2 separate regions of the Homo sapiens genome follow, and region 1 is linked to region 2. The links are chromatin contacts, found by Hi-C or POLR2A ChIA-PET in ENCODE. All regions are on one chromosome and are shown on one strand. The core of a region is the stretch at or near the end of the contact, and the rest is flanking DNA. Distances in the headings are between cores, read along the strand shown. Region 1 holds the start of RAB10 (RAB10, member RAS oncogene family). Region 2 has its middle 11 kb from the start of LINC01381.

Region 1 (5,569 bases), core at 2,878-5,377, 820 kb after region 2:
TCTCAGACTCCTCATCTGTGAGTTACGTGCAGGGGTCAAATTATGATTTAAAATATATGGTGGGGCATGTTGGCTCGCACTTGTAATCCCAGCATTTTGGGAGGCCAAGGCTGGCAGATTGTTTGAGCCTAGGAGTTCAAGACCAGCCTGGGCAACATGGCAAAACCCCATCTCCACAAAAAATATAAAAATTAGCTGGGCGTAATGGTGCACATCCATAGTCTCAGGGACTTGGGAGGCTGAAGTGGGAGGACTGCTTGAGCCCAAGAGGCTGAGGCTGCAGTGAGCCATGATCGTTCCACTGCACTGCAGCTTGGGCGACAGAGTGAGAACCTGCCTCAAAAAAAAAAAAAAAAAAAAAAAAGGTATCCTGGCGGGGCACAGTGGCTCACGCCTATAATTCCAGCACTTTGGGAGGCCAAGGAGGGCAAATCACTTGAGGTTAGGAGTTCAAGACTATCCTGGTCAGGGATGGTGGCTCACGCCCTAGTTAAAGGCTTATGCTTTTTTCAGAATTGCTCTATAAAGAATGTAGTCCAGGGGCTGGGCGCGGTGGCTCATTCCTGTAATCCCAGCACTTTGGGAGGCTGAGGAGGGCGGATCACTTGAGGTCAGGGGTCTAAGAGCAGCCTTGCCAACATGATGAAACCCCATCTCTACTAAAAATACAAAACTCAAGACAGGCGTGGTGGCGGTGCCTGTAATACCAGCTACTTGGGAGGCTGAGGCAGGAGTTTCACTTGAACCAGGAGGCAGAAGTTGCAGTGAACCAAGACTGTGCCACTGCACTCCAGTCTGGGTGAAAGAGTGAGATTCTATCTCAAAAAAAAAAAAGTCTATGATCGATAATTTGTTAATAAATGTAATAATTCCTAAAGTTTCAGAATATGAGTTCATGGGGAAAGGTTTCTAAGTGATAAAATTGTTGGTTACAGGATAAAAAATAAAGTGAAAAAATCTTTTTTACTTATATTTGTACATATTAATGGAAGTACATGTGATTTTTGATACATGCATACTGTGTGTAATGATCAAATCATTACAAATGAGGTTACCCATCACCTCAAACATTTATCATTTGTGTTGGGTTTTTCAGATTTTTCAACTGTCCATTATCCCCAAAATTTACGTAGTGGTATTACTCTCCAAATTAGGCTTTTTTTTTTGAGATGGAGTCTTGCTCTGTCACCAGGCTAGAATGCAGTGGTGCAATCTTGGCTCACTGCAACCTCCGACTCCCTGGTTTAAGCAATTCTCCTGCCTCAGCCTCCTGAGTAGCTGGGACTACAGGTGCATGCCACCATGCTCAGCTAATTAATGTATTTTTAGTAGAGATGGGGTCTCACCATGTTGGCCAAGATGGTCTCGATCTCTTGACCTCAAACGATCCACCCACCTCGGTCTCCCAAAGTGCTGGGATTACAGGTGAGAGCCACTAGGCCCGGCCCAAATTAGGCCTTCTACAGGAAAAAGTCTTGGCTGGGCCTGTTGGCTCACACCTGTAATCCCAGCACCTTAGGAAGCCAAGGTGGGAGGATCGCTTGAGGCCAGGAGTTTGAGGTTGCAGTGAGGCCTCCACACTCCAGTGTGGGAAACAAGCAAGACCCTGTCTTAAAAACAAACAAAACCTTTAACACTTCATTTTTTCACAGATGGAGTCCACTCTGTTGTCCAGGCTGGTCTCAATCTCCTGGGGTCAAGCAATCCTCCCTCCTCAGCCTCCTGAATAGCTGGGACTACAGGTTCAGTCACTGTGCCCAGCTTAAAAACTTTCAAGACTTTTAAAATACTTTGTAACATTGAGGCTTGAGTTAATCTAACTTATTTTGAAAGGAATAATCAAGGTAACAAGATTTTCCTTCTGACGCTGAATTGACGACACACCTGTGCTGCACTGACCATCACTCACTTTGTGATTTGCATAGCTAGTCTATTTTAGAATTGTTATTATCATAAGGCATTCCCGACTACAGTCAGAATGATTCATAGAGGATAAGAAGGTTTAAGTGAGGCCAGGCGCAGTGGCTCTCACCTGTAATCCCAGCACTTTGGGAGGCTGAGGCGGATGGATCATCTGAGGTCAGGAGTTCAAGACCAGCCTGGCCAACATGGTGAAACCCCGTCTCTACTAAAAATATAAAAATTAGCCAGGCTTGGTGGCACACGCCTGTAATCCCAGCTACTAAGGAGGCTGAGGCAGGAGAATCACTTGAACCCGGAAGGGCTGCAGTAAGCCGAGATTGTGCCACTGCACTCCAGCATGGGTGGTAGAGTGAGAGTCTGTCTCAAAAAAAAAAAATGTTTAAGTGACAAGACTAGGAGCAATTGGAGAAAACAACTGAAGAGAAAGCTGTATTAGTGAAGACAAGTATCTTCGGTAAGGACGCTTTAGGGGTGGTTGAGAAGAAAGGAAAAATGTAAGACAGAAATATAAGACAGAAATGTAAGACGGAATTGCCTGAAAGTCTAACTTTAATTACATATCAAATACACATTTTGGTGATTTGGCGATCTTGGGGTGGTGTGTGTGAAAATGTAGTTTTTACTTCTCTATCCCTGTTTCTTGTTTTCCACATACTTCAGCGTTTTCCACTTTATCAGGTTGAACCAGCTCACCAGGTTCAACTCCTGTGCCATCACACCTAGGTGTGCTTTGAGGGATGGATGTCCCTGAGAATGGAAGGTCAGCAGCATGCATACTGCAACTACAGAAGGGTAGGAGAGAAAAAGGGTGGCGTAAACAGGACTGATGGGGAGAGAGAACAGAAGGTAAAGCAAATGCAAAGAAAATGCGAGGGCCCGGGCGCGGGGGCTAACGCCTGTAATCCCAGCACTTTGGGAGGCCGGGGCGGGCGGGTCACCTGTCAGGTGTTCGACACCAGCCTGACTAACAGGGTGAAACCCCGTCTCTACTAAATACAAAAAATTAGCCGGGCGTGGTAGCACATGCCTGTAATCCCAGCTACTTGGGAGGCCGAGGCAGGAGAATCACTTGAACCCAGGTGGTGGAGGTTGCAGTGAGCAGAGATTGTGCCATTGCACTCTAGCCTGGGCAACAAGAGCGAAACTCCATCTCAAAAAAAAAAAAAAAAAGAAAGAAAAGAAAAAAAGAAAAAGAAAATGCGAGGAAACGAGCGAAACTCCATCTCAAAAAAAAAAAAAAAAAAAAGAAAGAAAAGAAAAAAAGAAAAAGAAAATGCGAGGAAGCAGGCTGTGTCGGACTGGGAGTAGGCTTGACCACCTTTCAATTTTCAACCCAGTGGTACGACGCTGGCGGCAGGCAGAGGCCCCACCTCCTCTGCAGAGCGCTCTCGGGTTCTCCCGGATTCCTGAAGGACGGCAAAGGCCTGAAGCAGGTTCTCTGAGCACCGCACAGAACCCTCCACTTCGCAGGGAGGTTCTTCCTGCGCCCAGGTGTTCCTCAACCTTCCTCTCCTCGCCCAGGAAGAGGTTGTGAGGATTACCTCATCCCAACCCGAGCGGCGTGGCCAGCTTTTCCATCTCAAACTCTTGCTCTTGAAGTCAATCCGGATGGAGCGCTCATGTTTCCCCGTCAGGGCTGGCCCTGGAGAGGGGGCACGCCGGGAGGCGTCTCGTTCTAGCAAAGAGGCTATTAAATGACCCAGGGCGCGGCTTTTTCTCGCGTTTACGAGCTCCACCTACACGGGAACACATGGCCACCCAAGCCCGTCGCTGCGCCAAGACCTCCAGCTCAACACACCCGACAAGCGCTGTGCAGAGAAACCGCAGCGCAGTCCAGCGGGAGACCCCGGGAGGGGAAGGAGGTGCTGGGCTCTGTAAGGGTGTCCCGGGGAGCGGGGAGCGGGAGGCGGGAGGCGGGGGTCGGAGGGGGGGCGCTGCGCCTGCGCAGTCGCTAGGTAGCGTCTCCCCCGGGGCGTGCTCGTAACGCCGCGCACCCTATCAGGCGGCCACAGGGAGCGCGCCCGCGGCCTCGCCCTTTCTCGCCCCTCCCTTCTCCCCTCTGGGTCCAGCCTCAGACTGAGGCTTGGAGACAGGAGCATTCCACTCGCCACTTCGGCGCGCCCCCATGCCCTCTTGTGCGCGTGCGCAGAGGCGGACCGCAAGGCTAGGGCGTGAGGGAAGGGCGGGCGTACGCCCTTGCGTGCGTCTCAGGCAGCGCGCACGCCGGCGTGAGAGGGCACGGGGAAAAGGTGGCTCTGGCCGGGGTGGCTCGGTTTCCTGGGGCTATGTAACTGAGCTCGTCGACTTAGGGGTCCTTCTTCGCTGCCCTCGCCGCGTGCTAGCAGGGAGTTTCCGCTCGGGAGAGAGACTGTCCTCACGCCCGCTGCGCCTCCTCGACGGCAGAGCAGGCTTGCTCGCCCGTGGGAGCGTCCCGGCCGAGAAGCCCTGAGGGGGGAGGGGAGGCCATTTTGTCCCGACCGACTCCCCGGAACCGGGCGGACGGGCTGGGAGAGGCTGCGGAGCCGCGGTCGCCGCCCTCGGAGGCACTGGACGCCGCCACTGTCGGGGCTTCCTCAAAGCTGTTCGTAGGTCGCCCGCGCCGTCTCGAGCCTTTTTCCCACGCTTCCCCGGTCCTCCGGCCTGAGAACGCCCGAGTGAGGAGTTGGCCGTAGTGAGAGGGACCGATCCCTTGGGGCCGCCGGCGGCGAGAGCCCGAGCCGCTCCTCCCAATGGCGAAGAAGACGTACGACCTGCTTTTCAAGCTGCTCCTGATCGGGGATTCCGGAGTGGGGAAGACCTGCGTCCTTTTTCGTTTTTCGGATGATGCCTTCAATACTACCTTTATTTCCACCATAGGTAAGACCTGTGGGAGGACGGTGTACGGTCTCGGTAGCTGCATACCGTTTATTTTACTCCAGACATCTTGCTTCCCGTAATATACGCCTTTGTTTCAGTGATTCCGATTCCAAACGACACATCCAAGTTACTGTTTGAATCGGCATCGAGCTTACTGGGGCGGGGTCTTCCCATGATTTCCATCCGGTCTTTTGCTTTCGAGTCTCCCACTATGCTCAGTGCCTTCTGTTACAAAATATGCATCATTTAACCATGTTCCAGAACCTTATTTCTTCAGGCGACTGGACTGGCTTTTTCCACATTTGCGTGGAATTAGTAGATGTGTGATATTTTTAAGGTATTTATTTCAGTGGTTGCGATTGAAGCAGTACTAGCTATTTGGGAAAGGCCTGAATTTATACTTTGGGGCAAAGAAAAGATTCCATATGGTGATAACTTAGAGTAAACTTGAGGGTTTCTGAGAAGAATAATTAAGGTAAATTAGAAGGGAAGAGTGAGTTGCCCTCATTCACTAATCCATTGATGTGTCAAACAATCGGAGGCTCTTCGCGCTTGGGGTGGGACTCTGGCATATTTGCCTCAGTGCTTTTCGAGACATCAACAGAAGCAGTAATCTGAGGGAGATGATCAGTTTCTGTCCTCAAACCCAACGGAGTGAAGTCAAGCTCTCTCTTCTATTTTATTTGACTCTAGTATTTACAGGAAAGTATTTTGCCAGTCATAGCCCTATGGACTTATAATGCACTTTCACCATGTTTCAGAATTACTTAGTGTGGAAGTAAGAGCTAAA
Region 2 (5,710 bases), core at 2,655-5,154:
GAAAACCATGTGTAACGGCCTCTGGTTGCTATTGTTTTAGTGCTGACCAGCCCCTTTCCATCCCATTTCCTTCTGGAAACAGGCTGCCCTTGGTCCTTCAGCCATAGCCCTCCAGCCTGGGCAATCAGACTACCCAATAATGAGATGGTGCCAGACTGAGCAGGACCAGTCAGAATTCTTCTCTGGAGTTGATAGAAGGCTCTGGGGAAAATTCCACCAAGGCTGTAAGCTAGGAGCATGTGAATTCAGGGATGTCAGGGGGCAAGTTTCCCCCACCTGGAGTCAGACTGTTTACAGAGGAGGCCAAGCAGAGCCAAACAAAAACAAGACAGACTTGAAGAGAGCACGAGAGAGCAAGAGCAAGAGAGGAGAGAGAGACAGTGCGAGAAGAGAGGAGAGAGAATCAAGTATTAGTTCCAGTTCCTAAGGTCTGTTCAATTCTGCGAACAATCCAGGCATCCTTCTGGACTCTCTCAGAGTCCATTTACTTTCTGTTACGCACTTGGTCCCGTAATATGTCACCATGACAAGCACAGTATGATTCGACTGCTGGGGTTCAAGGGGTGGAGGACGAGCTGATCAGAAAGTTTCTGTCATGGTGACAGCAGCCCAATTTCATGCTGGAAATGAAGGCAGCTCCTGCTGCTCCATCCAGCATTTGAGGGGCCCCTCTCTCTGCCCTTTGGATGTAGATAGCCCATTCTACGCAGCCAGACCTTTGCATATGGCCTTCAGCTATACAGAAATCCAGATGGCAGTTCTTGGGACCCTTTTCCTCTCATCAATCCCACCTCAAGCATCTTCCGCCTCGCAGCTCTTAACCCTCCCTATCTATTCCAAGCTCTGCCAAGCCCCATTTTATCAGCCAGACAGGATTCTGTGTTCCGCCTGACACATCTCCTGACCCTAACCCATGCCACTGCCCTCCCTCTCCTCCTCCAACTGGGCCTTCCTCCCACCTAGGCCATCAGCACGTTTCTGGACGTTCTCACTTCGAAATTGCTCCTTTATTGGCTTCTTTCCCAGGCTTGTCCACAGGCCTAGAGCGTCCTCTGCCTAGGATCCCCAGGGCCTGAGAGGCCCTTCCAGAGGGGCTGACTAGAGAGGCGTGGCTAAGTCCAGGGGGTGCTGCTTTTGTGGGGCAGGCTGCCTCCCCACCCCGAGTGACTCCAGTTCAAGAAGCACCGTGGCATGGCTCGGGGTCCAGCGGGCCCAGCCCAGCTCCATAGTGAGGAGTGCATAAGGCCTTCTGAAGGTGGAGATGCCAGCCAGCCACATCTACAGAAGCCCCAGCTCACAAAGAATGGCACATCTTGATCCATTTTTATTTACAAAACAAACTCTAAATGTGTTTGTGTGTGTATGCATATGTGTATATATACACACAGACTTACATATGTATGTTTATATACATCTACATGTATATATACATCTACATTGTATATACATTTACCTTCTATATAAATGTTACATTTATAGACATATACATTTATATGTATATACACATATATATTTACCCATGTATCTATAATATAATGTATGCTATATATAAGAAATCAAGAAGTAGGCCGGGCGCGGTGGCTCACGCCTGTAATCCCAGCACTTTGGGAGGCGAAGGCAGGCAGATCACCTCAGGTCAGGAGTTTGAGACCAGCCTGACCAACATGGTGAAACTCCCATCTCTACTAAAAATACAAAAAGTTAGCCGGGTGTGGTAGCGTGCGCCTGTAATCCCAGCTACTCGGGAGGCTGAGGCAGGAGAATTGCTTGAACCTGGGAGGTGGAGGTTGCAGTGAGCCAAGATCGTGCCACTACATTCCAGCCTGGGCGACAGAGGGAGACTCCAAACCCCCAAAAAAAACAAAATTGAGAAGTAAATATTCTAAAATGTCAGTAGTGGTGGGATTTTTAAAATAAACTTTTAAAATAAAAATTTTATTGACCTATACTTTGCATACAATAATCTGTACCTATATTAGTTGAGTTTCGATAACATACTCATGTAGCCACCAGGTGGTTCAGTATTTTATTTTCTTCTTTATGCCTTTCTTTAATTTCTAATTTTTTAAATTCAGTGGACAAGTGTGATGAGTAATTAGGTAAGAACATGTACAGAGGGAGACAAAGAGAAATAATTTCTAAGTCTCTGGCCTCGCATTCATAATCTAGGGGAGGCCAGTCCCTGAGAGAGGACAGATTGGCCACTGGAGTAGGCTCTCAGCTACCAGCGGCTTCTTCTTCTTTTTTTTTAGACAGAGCCTCACTCTGTTGCCCAGGCTGGAGTGCAGTGGTGCGATCTCGGCTCACTGCAACCTCTGCCTCCCAGGTTCAAGCGATTCTGCTGTCTCAGCCTCCTGAGTAAATCGGATTACAGTTGTGCGCCACCATGCTCTACTAATTTTTTGTATTTTTAGCAGAGACGGGGTTTCACCATGTTGGCCAGGCTGGTCTCGAACTCCTGACCTCAAGTGACCCACGTGCCTCAGCCTCCAAGTGTTTGGATTACACTGCGCCCGGCCGCACCAGGGCCTTCTATAAGCACTGCCTTATGTGCCTTCCCACAGCCACTCTTTGAGAAGTTGGTTAAGGCAGAATGTTCACCCACTGCAGGTGAATACACCACAACTCAGAGAGGTCAAGTGACTGGCCCATTAAGGGGGAATCACAGAGCCAGTTAAGTGCAGGTGAGCCCAGGGCTCTCTTCATTAGCCATCCTTAATGGGTTCAAGGAGCCCAGATGGACTTCATCCAGGTCCGCAGGTGTCACTAGCTCCTCAGAACTGCAGGAAATGAGGCCAACCCCCTGTCTGGACACAGCAGCCTCACAGCCTGGTCCGCAAGGACAGCAGCCCACCCTGCTTCCCACCCAGGCTGGCCACGGATTTGATTCAGGAGGGGAACGGTGGAATCTGGCTCAGAGCAGGAGGCCTGCTTCTTCTGGAGACCTATTAACGCCTTGAGCACTCAAAAAGGGTGACCCACCGCCTGCCCTCCTCCCCAGCACAGCCAAAAATGACCTTGATCTTTGCCAAGCCTACCCAAGAAGAGAAGGAAACGCCCCTCCTCGGCAGCAAGGCAGGGTGTACAATCCCTCCTATTCTCATATCCGCTTCTCCACCTCCAGCGAGGGATCCTACCAGAGCCCCTTGAGGCTGCAAACCCAGGGGAGGCTCCTCCAGGCCCCTCTAACTCAGTGAAGCTAGAGATGCAGTGCTGAGGACTTACATGGAGAAAAATGCACAAATAATAGGCCCTTGCAGCTTCAGTCTGCCCTGGGAGGAGGCTGTGGGCCAGGATGACCCTGTATACATCCCAACCCAGCACCACCACCAACACCAGCATATACAGCATTGATTATGCTCCTACTACTTATTGATTACGCTCCTACTACAGTAGTTCAACAACAACAAAAACTTCCTAGCGCCAAAGGTTACCGGAGGTTGCCACCCAAACCCTCTGGGACCCCTCATCACTAGACTCCTGCTCCTGGCGACCACCCGAGTCCCATCCCCACCAACACACGCGACTTCATCCAAAAGTTCTTCCTCTGAGAACGCCAAGAGACACCCAAGGGACTCCAGGTAAAGGTGAGCCCTTCCAGCAGTCGCCCTCTGGCTCGGCACGGAGGGGGGCGCTCAGCCTTTCTGGGGCAAATTTAGTAATATGGGACCCGAGCCCTCGACCCGAAATACGCCCGAGGCATTTATCCTAAAAAACGACAAGGTCCGGGCGCCCAGCAGAACGGCCCGGCTCGACCGCGCGCAGCTTGCAGGCAGGGGGGTGTGCAGGTCACCGCGCCACCCCGGCGAGCAGAGCCGCGGAGGGCGCCACGTCGGTGCGCTGGCCCCGCCCGAGCGGGGCGGGACCTTCCTGTACCCCCGGAAGCCCCCGCGGGCAGCTGGGGAGGAAACCGCGGCCACGCGCTCGGGGGGCCCGGCTCGGGAAGGGCAGTGCGCGCGCATGCGTTGGGGCGGGGCGCCTGGGACCTGCGGGCCCCAGGCCCAGCGCGCCGCCAGCCGGAGTGCCCGGCGCCCGTCGAAAGGCCCCTGCGCCGGTTCAGGACCCGCACCCAGCTACGCTGCGGAGCCCCAGCTCGCAGCACCCTCCCACCCACCGCTCCTGGCTGCTTTTCTCCTGAGTCTGCGGGGCGGGGTCGTTTTTGTTTTTTACAAAAATGTATGTAAAGGTATTTCGATGAGTGAAGGAACACGCTATAATGCTCACTCAATGCAGCATCGGTGATAATTGCGCCGGCGGGCGCGGTGGCTCGCGCCTGTAATCCCAGCACTTTTGGAGGACGAGGAGGGAGGATGGCTTGAGCCTGGGAGTTCGAGACCAGCCTGACCAACATGGAGACCTCCATCTCTTAAAATAAATTTTTATCTTTATTTATTTTTATTTTGTATTTTTTTTGAGACGGAGTTTCAATCTTGTTGCCCAGGCTGCGGTGCAATGGCGCGATCTCGGCTCACCGCAACCTCCGCCTCCCAGATTCAAGCGATTCTCCTGCCTCAGCCTCCTGAGTAGCTGGGATTACAGGCATGCGCCACAATGCCCAACTAATTTTGTATTTTTAGTAGAGACGGGGTTTCTCCATGTTGGTCAGGCTCATCTCGAACTCCCGACCTCAGGTCATCCGCCCGCCTCGGCCTCCCAAAGTGATGGGATTACAGGCATGAGCCACCGCGCCCGGCCTATTTTTTAAAAAATTTTTTAATTACCCGGGCGTGGTGACGCGCATCTGTGGTCCCAGCTACTAAGGAGGCTTAGGCGGGAGGATCGCCTGAGCCTGGGAGGTGGAGACTGCAATGAGCCGAGATCGCGCCACTGCACTCCAGCCTGGGCGACAGAGAAAGACCGTTTCTAAATAAGTAAATAAATAATAAATAGAAAAAAAAAAGATAATTGCACCTTCCAAGGAAAAGGTAATACTGGAACTGTCCAGGATAAGGAAATGGATTAAATAAATCATGGAATATTTCTGGGTGAAGTAGTATGCAGTCATTAAAAAATGGTGTTTTCGGCCGGGCATGGTGGCTCACGCCTGTAATCCTAGCACTTTGGGAGGCCAAGGCGAGTGGATCACTTGAGGTCAGGAGTTCGAGACCAGCCTGGCTAACATGGTGAAACTCCGTCTCAACTAAAAATACAAAAATTAGTTGGGCATGGTGGCCGACGGCTGTAATCCCAGCTACTCAGGAGGCTGAAGTAGGAGAATCGCTTGAACCCGGCAGGCGGAGGTTGCAGCGAGCCGAGATCGAGCCATTGCACTCCAGCCTGGGCGACAAGAGTGAGATTCTGACTCAAAAAAAAAAAAAAAAAAAAAAGGTGTTTTCTGGGAACAGCCTAGGTAACACAGTGAAACACCATCGCTACAAAAAAAAAAAAAAAAAAAAAAAAAAAAAATTAACTAGGCGTATGGCATCCCTGTAGTCCCAGCTACTTGGGAGGCAGATGTGGGAGGATCACTTGAGCCTAGGAGTTCCAGGCTTTAGTGAGCTGTGATCATGTTGCTGCAGTCCTGTCTGGGTGACAGAGTAAGACCCCATCTCTAAATAATAAATAAATACATACATAAGTGATATTTTCCAAGAATATTTAGTGATGTGGGAAAATGTTCACAATAAAATGTTCACAGAAAAATATCTGGCACAAAGTGGCAGTAAATGCTAGTAATTATTAAAAAACAGGGTATTAGTGAACAATGTGG

The links. Hi-C counts contacts between places; a loop is a spot of excess contacts on that map. ChIA-PET counts read pairs that join two places held with the same protein, here RNA polymerase II (POLR2A). Pooled maps may share reads with other maps.
Region 1: a loop to region 2 is called in a pooled map, with 12 times the contacts of the local background. The contact joins the promoter of RAB10 here to the enhancer-like site in region 2. A Hi-C loop is called at or near these places in 1 of 37 single-sample maps with no recorded cell type and 6 of 50 pooled maps. POLR2A ChIA-PET finds 5 or more read pairs at or near these places in 1 of 52 experiments (GM10248).

What each region holds. Positions count from the first base shown.
Region 1 is chr2:26,029,957-26,035,525 of GRCh38, forward strand. It overlaps RAB10 (RAB10, member RAS oncogene family), which reads left to right and starts at 4,128. Exons shown (of 6, transcript NM_016131.5): 1 at 4,128-4,779. The coding sequence starts at 4,653. It overlaps LOC124907743 (a long non-coding RNA gene), which reads right to left and starts at 3,793. Exons shown (of 2, transcript XR_007086249.1): 1 at 3,722-3,793; 2 at 2,455-2,705. RefSeq lists a silencer at 3,794-4,023 and an enhancer at 4,334-4,383.
Region 2 is chr2:25,212,252-25,217,961 of GRCh38, forward strand. No RefSeq gene overlaps it. Among named protein-coding and RNA genes, the nearest start is that of LINC01381, 11 kb to the left of the region's middle. RefSeq lists a silencer at 3,710-4,049 and an enhancer at 4,143-4,660. Within about 2 kb of position 3,905, at least 23 of the 41 ENCODE cell types and tissues checked have a DNase peak (open chromatin) inside an H3K27ac peak, as active enhancers do.